Regions from separate parts of the Mus musculus genome. Here regions 2, 3 and 4 are each linked to region 1. Evidence: chromatin loops called from intact Hi-C (ENCODE). Cell type or tissue: heart. All regions are shown on one strand.

The links. Hi-C counts contacts between places; a loop is a spot of excess contacts. Peaks named below come from ENCODE experiments on the same cell type or tissue, not always from the same donor. Only the 100,000 strongest peaks of a DNase experiment are listed, where the experiment ranks them.
Region 2: it touches region 1 in a loop (2.2-fold over the local background); 6 of 42 quality-filtered maps call a loop at or near these places.
Region 3: a loop joins it to region 1, with 2.3 times the contacts of the local background. A loop is called at or near these places in 15 of 42 quality-filtered maps.
Region 4: a loop joins it to region 1, with 3 times the contacts of the local background. A loop is called at or near these places in 5 of 42 quality-filtered maps.

Annotation. Positions count from the first base shown.
Region 1 is chr14:51,929,987-51,932,486 of GRCm38, forward strand. No RefSeq gene overlaps it. Among named protein-coding and RNA genes, the nearest start is that of Rnase13, 8.5 kb to the left of the region's middle. In heart, CTCF peaks have their summits at 126 and 1,045 (motif pointing left); a DNase peak (open chromatin) is centred at 1,045; H3K27ac peaks cover 479 bases.
Region 2 is chr14:51,882,505-51,885,004 of GRCm38, forward strand. It overlaps Mettl17 (methyltransferase like 17), which reads left to right and starts at 2,338. Exons shown (of 14, transcript NM_001029990.1): 1 at 2,338-2,500. The coding sequence starts at 2,442. In heart, CTCF peaks have their summits at 1,207 (motif pointing left), 1,420 and 2,479; DNase peaks (open chromatin) are centred at 1,187 and 2,307; H3K4me3 peaks cover 1,190 bases; H3K27ac peaks cover 1,606 bases.
Region 3 is chr14:51,981,986-51,984,485 of GRCm38, forward strand. It overlaps a transcript of Arhgef40 not described here. Among named protein-coding and RNA genes, the nearest start is that of Arhgef40, 1.6 kb to the right of the region's middle. In heart, a CTCF peak has its summit at 1,436 (motif pointing right); no DNase peak of the experiment used is centred here; H3K4me3 peaks cover 655 bases; H3K27ac peaks cover 495 bases.
Region 4 is chr14:52,005,003-52,007,502 of GRCm38, forward strand. Arhgef40 (Rho guanine nucleotide exchange factor (GEF) 40) reads left to right here. Exons shown (of 24, transcript NM_198249.4): 23 at 1-33; 24 at 339-1,245. The coding sequence ends at 28. Zfp219 (zinc finger protein 219) reads right to left here. Exons shown (of 5, transcript NM_027248.2): 4 at 2,362-2,493; 5 at 1,075-2,145. The coding sequence ends at 1,538. Among named protein-coding and RNA genes, the nearest start is that of Tmem253, 11 kb to the right of the region's middle. In heart, a CTCF peak has its summit at 1,467 (motif pointing left); DNase peaks (open chromatin) are centred at 1,469 and 1,989; H3K4me3 peaks cover 891 bases; H3K27ac peaks cover 2,294 bases.

The DNA.
Region 1 (2,500 bases):
CTAGTGATAAAGGAAACAAGGAAGCCAGAACTTGGGCTTTCCTCCGTCTTCTGCTCCGCCGTATTTCTGCTCCGCAGTCTTTCCTTCCCAAGGCTGTCTGTCCTCTTTCAGTTTTTCCTCCTTTTGCCACTAGGGCCATGGACGCAAAGTGTCAAAATTGTTCTAGCAAGTGCAAACTGAAGCCGATCAGGTAAGTTGGACAATTTAGGCCAATGCAATCAAATAACAGAGGCAAAGGTTTCAACCTGAATTGTATAGATGTAGGTGTCAACTTTCCTGTTTCAATTTTTGTGTACAAACCCGAAGCTCTGCTTCTTTTCCCTTTGACGGGAGAGACTGGCAGAGCTTTGTTTATCTCGGCAGAACTTTGTTTATCTCATTTGCACGCAGTAGGCAGGCAGCCTCTGGAAAGCCCAGAGTAGTCTTAGGAGCAAGTAGCTTTAATAACGACAGCCACACCGCAGGTCATGGCTTGGAAGCATCACACTTTGACAGAATTCGAATTGCTCAAAGGCTTACAGCCCCCTGCCCCCTCCTCTCACCCTAACTTGCACTTCCGGGGGCAAGACTGCACTGAGCTGGTATGAATTTGGTCCACTGCCTACTTTAAAACATGGATTCTGGGGCTTAGAAGATGGCTCAGTGGGTAAAGGCATTTGTCACCAAGCAAGGCAACCTGAGTTCAGTCCCCAATGCCCACACAGCAGGGCAGAGTGACAATACAGACTGCAACAACTTGTCCTCCGACCACATCACCTCCTTTCTCTCTTTCTCCTTCTCCCCCTCTCTCCCTCTGCTTCTCTTTCTCCCTCTCTTTCCCCCTTCCCTCTTTTTCAATCAATAAATAAAATAAGCAGTCTACTTGTGTGTGTGTGTCTGTGTGAATCTATAGCAACTTGGTAGACTACTCCCTCCAGACACTCTGACACCCTAACAAAGAAGAAAGCAGTGTTCCTCAGAGCCAAACCTCTCCAGGGAAAACACCCTGAGGAGCGAGAGGCCTGTGTGAACTTGTCCCTAGTGCTGTTTTGCCACCTAGTGGCCTTATCGTTCTCCAACACCACTTGTTCTGATAGAAATCCATCTTTGCCCACAGCTGTGCTGTCTACCAAAGACCTCTCGAAACACATACTCCATGCCTTTGCTCAAAACCCCAGCTTCTGTAAGGAGGTGGACGAAGGGTGGACATGAGCGAAACACACTGTATTCATGCATGATGTTTGCCAAGGGTGCATATTTTTTAAATATCCCAAATATATAAAAATAAAGTATATGTTTTTTTTTTTAAATTCTAACTTCTGGACCAAAACACAAACTTCATAATTAACATGGCTTGTGTGATTTGACCACAGCTGTAATGCACGTGGGTTAGGTGACCTTTTTAACAGGCTCTTTACTCCTCAGAGTGAAGCTGCAGCTCTTCTCCTGGTTCCTCAGGTTTCTGCTGTGTGGTTCTCTGAATGCCCTGTGCACACACTCCAACTGGGCAGCCCACCTTGCCATTCCCCACCAGCACCCCAGGGCTCTGTCCCTTAACGGTGCTACAGTGCTGTTCTCTCCGCTGGGAACATCCAGACAAGCACGAGTTTACCCTCTCATCCTTATGTCTCTGTCCTAAAGTCACCTATTCAAAAATCTCTGCCCACCCTATCCTGTTCTACCTTTTTTTTTTTTTTTAATATGTAAGTACCCTGTAGCTGTCTTCAGACACTCCAGAAGAGGGCATCAGATTTCATTACAGATGGTTGTGAGCCACCATGTGGTTGCTGGGATTTGAACTCAGGACCTTTGGAAGAGCAGCCGGCACTCTTAACCACTGAGCCATCTCACCAGCCCGTGTTCTACCTTTTTATTCCCCAGCAATTATCACTTTGAGCAAAATTATATGTGCTTTCATTCTTTCCCCAGTATAAGGAGAGCTCTGTACGAGCTGTGTAAAGATTGGAATATTTGTCTTATTCATTAATACATGTTGTACCCAATATAGCTGCTTTTTTATAATGTGTTCATTGTGTTGGGGGATTGGATGGGGTGGTGGTGGGCGGAACAGACCTGACCCTAAGATTTTGAAATCACTTGTTTCTATATAAATCCTGAAAACATAAAATAGCATTCACCTCTTTTCTGGGTGTTCCTATCCTGCTAGCGATGCTTCTTGCCTCTGAGCACCCCATTTCAAGCTCTCAGGAGCTCCCAGAGCAGCATAGACACAAGCTGTACCCACCACAGAAGCAGGAAATATAAAACGAAGGAAGGGCCGAGGCCAGACGGTGATAGCATTTCAAATGTAAACACTTGGGTAATGTTTAAGCTCTGCAACTTTCTATAAAACAGAGCAGGCCAGAGAAGAACCGGGAGGGACTAGGTGCCATGTCTTGGTAAAGGAAGTGGCCTTGATCAGTACCCGGAACTAAGGAAACTTAGAGAAATAAATCTTAGACTAGCTGAGCCACTGCAGAAGGCACTGGGCACAGTGACTGACGGTTCATCCTTGTCCCTT
Region 2 (2,500 bases), 47 kb before region 1:
GTGACACACTTCTTACAACAAAGCCACACCTCCCAATCCTTCCCAAAGTTCCACCAACTGGGATCAAGGAATTCAAACCACCTGTGAGGCTCCGTCTCATTCAAACCACCACCGTCAGCTCTTGAGATGTTACATTCCCAATGAAAAGGAAGGATGTCTATTAGGCCATTAGCAGGAAAAAAGGAAGGCACGTCTCTATTATCAGTTTGACAGGGAACAAAGGAATGTCCTTCACAGACACCATCAAGTCTCTGATTTCGTCCCATTCCTCAGCGTTCAGTCTCATGTGGCATCCAAACTGTTGTTCTTTCATGTCTGGCTTTTTTTAAATGATATGGATGAAGTATAACAATTTAAATATAAAGTCATGTCTCTTCGAATTGCCAAAGTACATATAAAAATAGTAACATAAGTTTGTCGGTTTACTTTGATCCAGACATTATCACATTTAATCATTATAACAAGGCTTTAAAGGCATCAACTGTCACTGCTCCAGAATCAACTGACCACCAAATGCCAGACCCTAGAAGGTTATACATATCCTATACTCTGACACCTGCCCACAAAAACAACAACAACATCAACCCAATCAATCTATCAGGGCAGATCTGTAAGTGGCAGAGATATTTTATTGTTTCAGCACAAGCCAGTAATTTAACATGAAAAATAATAATAAAGTATAACAACTGCAAAGTATAGGCTGGGCATTGGTGGCACAGGCCTTCAAACTAACCACTTGAGTGACAGAGGTTGGTGGATCTACATATTGAGTTCCAGGCCAGCCAACCAGGGCTCTATGTGTGTGTGTGTGTGTGTGTGTGTGTGTGTGTGTGTGTGTGTGTGTGTGTGTGTGTGTGTGTGTGTGTGTGTGTCTGTGTCTGTGCGCGCGCGCGCGGGAGTGGGAGGGGAGGGGGAGGAAGGGGGGAGGGCGAAGCAAACTTTCAAAAGACTGCAGTAGGTAACACCTTTTCCACAGCTGTCGTACATACACACTCCCTCGAGTCTCCAGAGAGTCATTGGATAAAATCAAACCTCTACTACCCACATAAGACAAACCAAGCATCTAAGAATCCAGCTCACACAGATACCCATATATGGTCCTGTAACTTTTCTAATTGGACTGAAGACTATAGAGTACTCTTCGTCCTGTCAGCTAACTTCTGCCCCCAAGAGGCTAAAGAGGAAACCACAGCTGGGTAAAGTACTGCTGCCGGGACCCAAGAATTTACAGGTCCATGAGTCTTTTTTTTTTTTTTTTTTAAAGATGTATGAGTGCTCTGCTGCATATACATCCACAGGCCAGAAGAGGGCATCAAATCCCCTTACAGATGGTTGTGAGCCACCATGTGATTGCTAGGATTTAAACTCAGAACCTCTAGAAGAGCAATCAGTGCTCTTAACCGCTGAGCCATCTCTCCAGCCCCAGGTTTTGGGGGGTTTTGTTGTTGTTGTTGTTGTTTCCCCACACACACACTGATTAACCCTTCGAACATTTAGCTTAAAATTCTCCATTTGCATTTCAAGGACCAACAATACCCAGTACGGTGCATTGTTTAAAAATGTAACTCTGACTTTCGACTCCCTAGCACTTAATTCAGCTATCACCTATTAAGTTCATGAACTTGGGTAAATTAACCACGTGAAAAATTAAGTTAGCAACAGATGTTTGTGGAAATAAGATGGCGGGAATTCGGTGTGCTACGTGGGAAGCTCTTGATAGAAAACCTGGAGCAAACTCGCAGACAACAAATGTGAAAAAAAAGTAAGCTAATTTTTATATTTATTAATTTGCAAACTGTAATAGTTATTAGCGCTCATCGTTGACTGCCTAAATCTGATTTTTGTTATGGTCTTGTCCCGTCTCACAAAGGGAAACTAGCCACGGTTCAGAATTCTACAGCACCAAATGAAAACAAAGAAAGTCCACACTTTCCTTTTCACCTGCCTACCCCACTCTCAGCCCCACTCCTGCCCCCACCCCCGCCCAGCCCTGCCCCCGCCTCTGTCCTCCCAAGTCCCACTCCCTACCACCCCCCCACGTCCCCTTCTATCTCCCCACCCCAGTGAGACTGCTTCCCCCTCCACGCCGCCCCCATCTCCCTACTCCCCCAACCCCTCTCCCTCCTACCCCACTAGCCCCCCCTAACCCGTGAGACTGATCCCTCCCCATCACAAAACACGCCCAAGCCGGGTTGGTCTCGCCCGCAGCCACGCTCAGCATTGAGACCACGCCCCTTCTGAAGGCTAAGCCCCTCCCACGAACGGCCTTCTTCGCAGAGACGTACATAAGGTACATAAGGTCGCTTATTGGCTGTTAGCAAATACTCCCTCTTCTCATTAGTTGATACCGTCCGGGTCGAAGTTCCACGGAAGATGCTCTTAGCTGCTTGGGCTGAGGGTTACAGGCATGTGTACTTCCGTTTCCGGTGTGTCCTGAAGCCATGGCCACCGCCAGGACACCGAGATTTCTGCTGCTGTTCTGCAGATCCTGCCGCAGCCT
Region 3 (2,500 bases), 52 kb after region 1:
TAAGGATTGGTGGGCAGCCCAAAGCATCAACCCTCTATGCATGGCTGGTATGTTGCAGCTCATTACCTAGGCAGTACACGTTACACACACAGCTGTTTCTTCTGCCTTCCCCCCACGTTAGGGTAACTCCATGCACAGCTTCTCCATTGCAACCATACAGAACACTTCTTAGGAATTGATTTAACTATTATTCTATACCAAGTCTAGATAGAAGTGGACTTTCTTTCTCCTTTGGTCCACAGAGACACATTTACCACTTTTAGACACTCAGCACTATTACAAAAGCAACATTATATTAATGGGACAGTGAGGTGGTAGAAAAGGTGGTATAATAAAGTTCTTGTATGTACTTTGACAGCTAAACTACTATAACTTACAACTTGGTTAAGAGTGAAAATGTGGAGTCAGACAGCTGGACACAAGCCCTGGCTTTCCCAAGTACTGTACAGTATATATTCAAAGTTACATCATTTCAATAAAATGAAATGTCTTCTTCTATGAAATATGTAGGAATTTTCTAGGTTCGAAAGAACTCGAAATATATAAACCACAGAAGTAGATGCTCACAGTCATCTATAAGATGGAACACAGGGCCCCCAATGGAGGAGCTAGAGAAAGTACCCAAGGAGATGAAGGGGTCTGCAACCCTATAGGTGGAACAACAATATGAACTAACCAGTACCCCCAGAACTCGTGTCTCTAGCTGCATTTGTATCAGAAGATGGCCTAGTCGGCCATCACTGGGAAGAGAGGCCCTTGTTCTTGCAAACTTTATTTGCCCCAGTACAGGGGAACACCCGGGCCAAGAAGCAGGAGTCGGTGGGTAGGGAAGCAGGGCGGAGGGAGGGTATAGGGAACTTTCAGAATAGCATTTGAAATGTAAATAAAGAAAAAATCTAATAAAAATAAATAATAAATAAAAATATATAAACCACATTGAAAAGTATCTGTGATGCAGGAGAGGACCTGTTAGCTTGGTATCTTCTCTATCTCTGCTTTATGCTATCCCTTCACATCACCTACCAAAGAGCACACACCAACTCAGACTGCATTGTATGCACACTGGTAGGTAAGAGTTCCCTACGGAGAAAGGGCTGTTAACCACTGTAAGCACACACCATGTACTGAAACTCATGGTAAGAAGGGATAACTTATATCTCAGAACCTAAATCCAAACTCCTTCACGCCACCAGTTCAAAGCTTTTGAATGGATCTTTTTTCCCATGATATATGTTTATATCTCACTGCCTAGCTATGGGTGTCCCTGGATTCTACCAAATGATTTGAGCATAAGGAATCTTAAGTTCCAATAAGGGAAGGTTCAATCGTTCCAGACCGAGAATGGGTGAACTAGATTTGATGAGTAAGGTTTACAGAAAATCCTCTGAAAAAAAACTTCCCTAGAAGGCCTCTACAACCTGCTGCTGGGCAGTATTTACCAGGCAGACACCAGGGGGTAGTAAAATCTCACTCTCTTGGTCATTAATAACAAGGAGACTGAAGAGTCTACCTTAACTGGAAGGTTGGAGATAGCTCCACAGTTCTTGCCGGTTAATCACAGGGTTTTCCCTGCTTGAGATTCTTTTTTAACCCTATGAACCAGAGGGCTCGTGTCATCCCCATGAATTAAGTTTCTCCCTTCTCCAGACCCACAGGAAAAGGGGCAGAATGTAGCATCCTAAGATGAAAAGAGCCTGTCATGGAGGCCCTTTCTTCTCCTCCTGCTCCAAGCCTCATCGACTGTATCCACTACCACACGTCTTCTAAATAAACTTTACCCTCTAACTGCAATGCCAACACCTTCACGATCTCTCTGGGAAATGAGTACCTTTCAGATCGCCTCCCAAATGTCCACCTTTTGGACCAGTCTGTGACTCAGAGACAGGCAGGGCAACCCCTTGATGTGCTGCGGTTCCTCAAGCCTTTTTGAGAGACCCCACTCGGCCTTCACTTCCATGTAGAAGTGATACTCGAGTTTGTAGGTGAGGCAAAAAAAAAAAAAAATTAAAGGAGCCTAGCCCCTTTTGTCTGAAGTGTAAGATAATAGTCACTGCCAAAAGCCCTAGCATATGGGCCACTATCGCCCTGCAACAAGAAGGAAAGATCTGACATCAGTACTAAAGCGTGGGGTCTAATCCGGGAACTGTTGCTTCCCCTTCTCTAACCGCAGAGCAACAGGGGTCTAAGGTAGAGAAAAAGGCAAAGGCAGCGTGGAGCAACTCCGCAAACGCCCCCAGACCCTACAGAGGGATCCTGATCCCGGGGCCCTGGCCTCTCAGCCGTGACACATATCCCCCCACCCCACATGCCAAGCCTTTACTTCGTAATTCCCCTCATCCCCCGCCCTCCCCAGGCTGCACACAGGAGCCCATTGTAGTCTCATGGAGCCTTGAGACCCAAGAAGGTGGAAGGGGAAGAAGGGCGGGCAAACGCCCAAGGCTTGGGGGAATACCCTAATTTCCCGGCCTTCAGCTCTACCTAAAGGGAACTAAAGGCTGTG
Region 4 (2,500 bases), 75 kb after region 1:
CCTGAGTGACCCCACCACGCCTCTGTGAGCTAGGTGAGTCAACACCCTTTTCTCCCACATCCCCTATTCTAAGGACCTTCCTTCCTGACCTCGGGTGCTTGGAAGCCAGCTTCTTGCTTCTCCCAACCCATCTCCCTCTTCTCTCCTGGCTTCCAGAGAAGATCCAGATCTGCAGCCCCTTCTCAGCACATTTTTGGCTGGGATGCCAATGGGACATAATGGAGGACCTAAGCTCTCGATTCCCTCCCTCTGCTTCCTGGACAGAGAGGTGGGCGGGGACCAGAGCTTCCCCTGCCACCACTGTCTAGCTCTCCCCTGCTTGGTGCCTTTTGCTGCAGGAACCGGAGTGGCCCTGTTCAATTGCCTTTATGCTCCGAGGGCAGGGAAATGTCCCCTTGCTGTGCTACTGCACACCCCCGGGACACTGCTCTGCGGACACCCACTACTCTTCTCATCCCAACTCTCCCAGAAGATTCATCTCTGCCAGGTCGAATGGAATTCCATTCTGGGAGATCATGAGAAATATGTTGTAAGCCACTGAAGGAGACGGGGTGGGCACTGCAGACTTTATATGTAATTACTGTTATTATACTATTGTTACATTAAATATATTTACTCTCACTGTGACTCTGAGGAGCTCGCGCAGGCCTCTGGATTAAGGTGGTTGAACTGACTTCATTACTTCCCTATAACCACTAAGTAGGACTCAGAAGATAAAACCAAGGTCAGAAAGTAGCTGTTCCTTCCTCCCCTTGCTGGCCCCAACACTGCAGGTCTGGGTCTGAGTGTGGGAGAATGCCTCCCCCTCAGGCTCTGGGAAGCTCAATGAACTCTGAAGTCCCTCCTCCATTCTGCACCCACTTCTTGAGGCCTGAGATGGTCGGATGGGTCCAGCACAATGCAGCACTTATCTATGATGTCCTCGGGCCTCAGTGCAAGAGAGGCCACGGCTATTTATTACAAACGCTAGCTTTAGGGCCTCATCCAGAGTTACTGAATCAAAGATTTGCATCCTTATCGACCTCGTTGATAACGAAGTGCCCAGGAGGAGTGAAACACAGGCAGACACACACAGGGCCTTGTGCCTCAAGACACCTGTTTATTGGGGACATGACTCTTCAACAGGGATGACAGGAATCGTACCAAAAATAGCAACGTCTACAAGGGCCCCTGATAGGGCTAGAAGGGTACAGTGCCCCCCACCCCCACCCCTTATACAAAAATAAACTCTCATGCCTATGGACCAGCAGGAACTGGCAGAGCGGCTCCTTAACAGGAACACATCCTCTACCAGCCCGAGGACCCCGTTCTTTGACCCTCACCTCTGCCACTTCTAAGGCACTGTGACTCCTCTGGGCTGGGTGGGTGCTGCTAGCCCACTCTCCTCCACCCACTGCCCACTTTACCTCTTGGTCCACCTTGGGCTGGGATACGGGTCCCACACTGCTCCCTGCTGGCTGCTCTACCCAACTACCTCTAGCACTTCCCCGCTCCTGCGGGGTAAGCTTACTAAGCTAATCACTCCTAAGAGGGCTCCCTACCGTTCTTGCCCCCCAAGACCTGCCTCTCCGGATCTAGACAGCCCTGGGCTGCCCTCCTCTTCTAGTGGAGGACTGGGAGGGGTCTCTCCTGATGGTGCCCGGACATAGGTTGGAGACGTGTCGGCTCGGGGCTGCCGGCGGCCCCGAGCACGACGGCTATGGTGTACTTGCAGATGCAAGGCCATGAGCTCAGGAGCTCCAGTGGCAAAGGGGCAGAAGAGGCAGCGGTGAAGGGCACCCCCTGCCCCGGCCTCACCTCCCGGGCCCGCCCGTAGGGACAGGTCCAGGGGTTCGGCTTCACCACCTCGCCCGTTTCGCAGGGTCCTCCCAGGGCTAGCAGGCTTCCTACGGGACCCTGGTCCGGTGCTGCTCGAAGGAGGCCGGGTACTTGCAGTGCCCTCTACCCAGGTGGCTGAGGCCTGAGTTGGCTTGGCTCCTGACTGCGGCTGCAGTGAGCCCCGCTGGGAAGGTGGCGGGGGTTCTGGGGGAGGCCCAGGACCCGCACTGCTCCTCTGCTCTCGGTGGTGACGCTGAAGGTGATACTTGAGCGAGCCCGACTGGGTACCTGCATAGTCGCAGTGTGGACACTTGTAGGGACGCTCACCTGGGAAGAGTAGGTCACGGGATCACTACCACTCGCACACCCACATGTATTTTGCTCAATTTACAAACTTCATCCCAAGGAGCAAACGCTGACTCCCCGCGAGGTGATTTAGATGATCTTTCCAACCTGAAGGGTGGCCAGCAGAACCTCCAGCCTTCTGGCTGCTCTTACCTTTCTTCCTCCTAGACCCTCCCCTATGCAGAAAGCCTCCCTCACCTGTGTGCACACGGAGATGCACTTTTAAGTGATGCGCCGAGCGGAAAGATTTTCCACAGAAGGGGCAGTCCTTGCCAGTGGCCCCACGGCCCGCTTCAGATCGTGTCCCTCCAACCAGCAGCCCGTTTTCTTCTGCAAC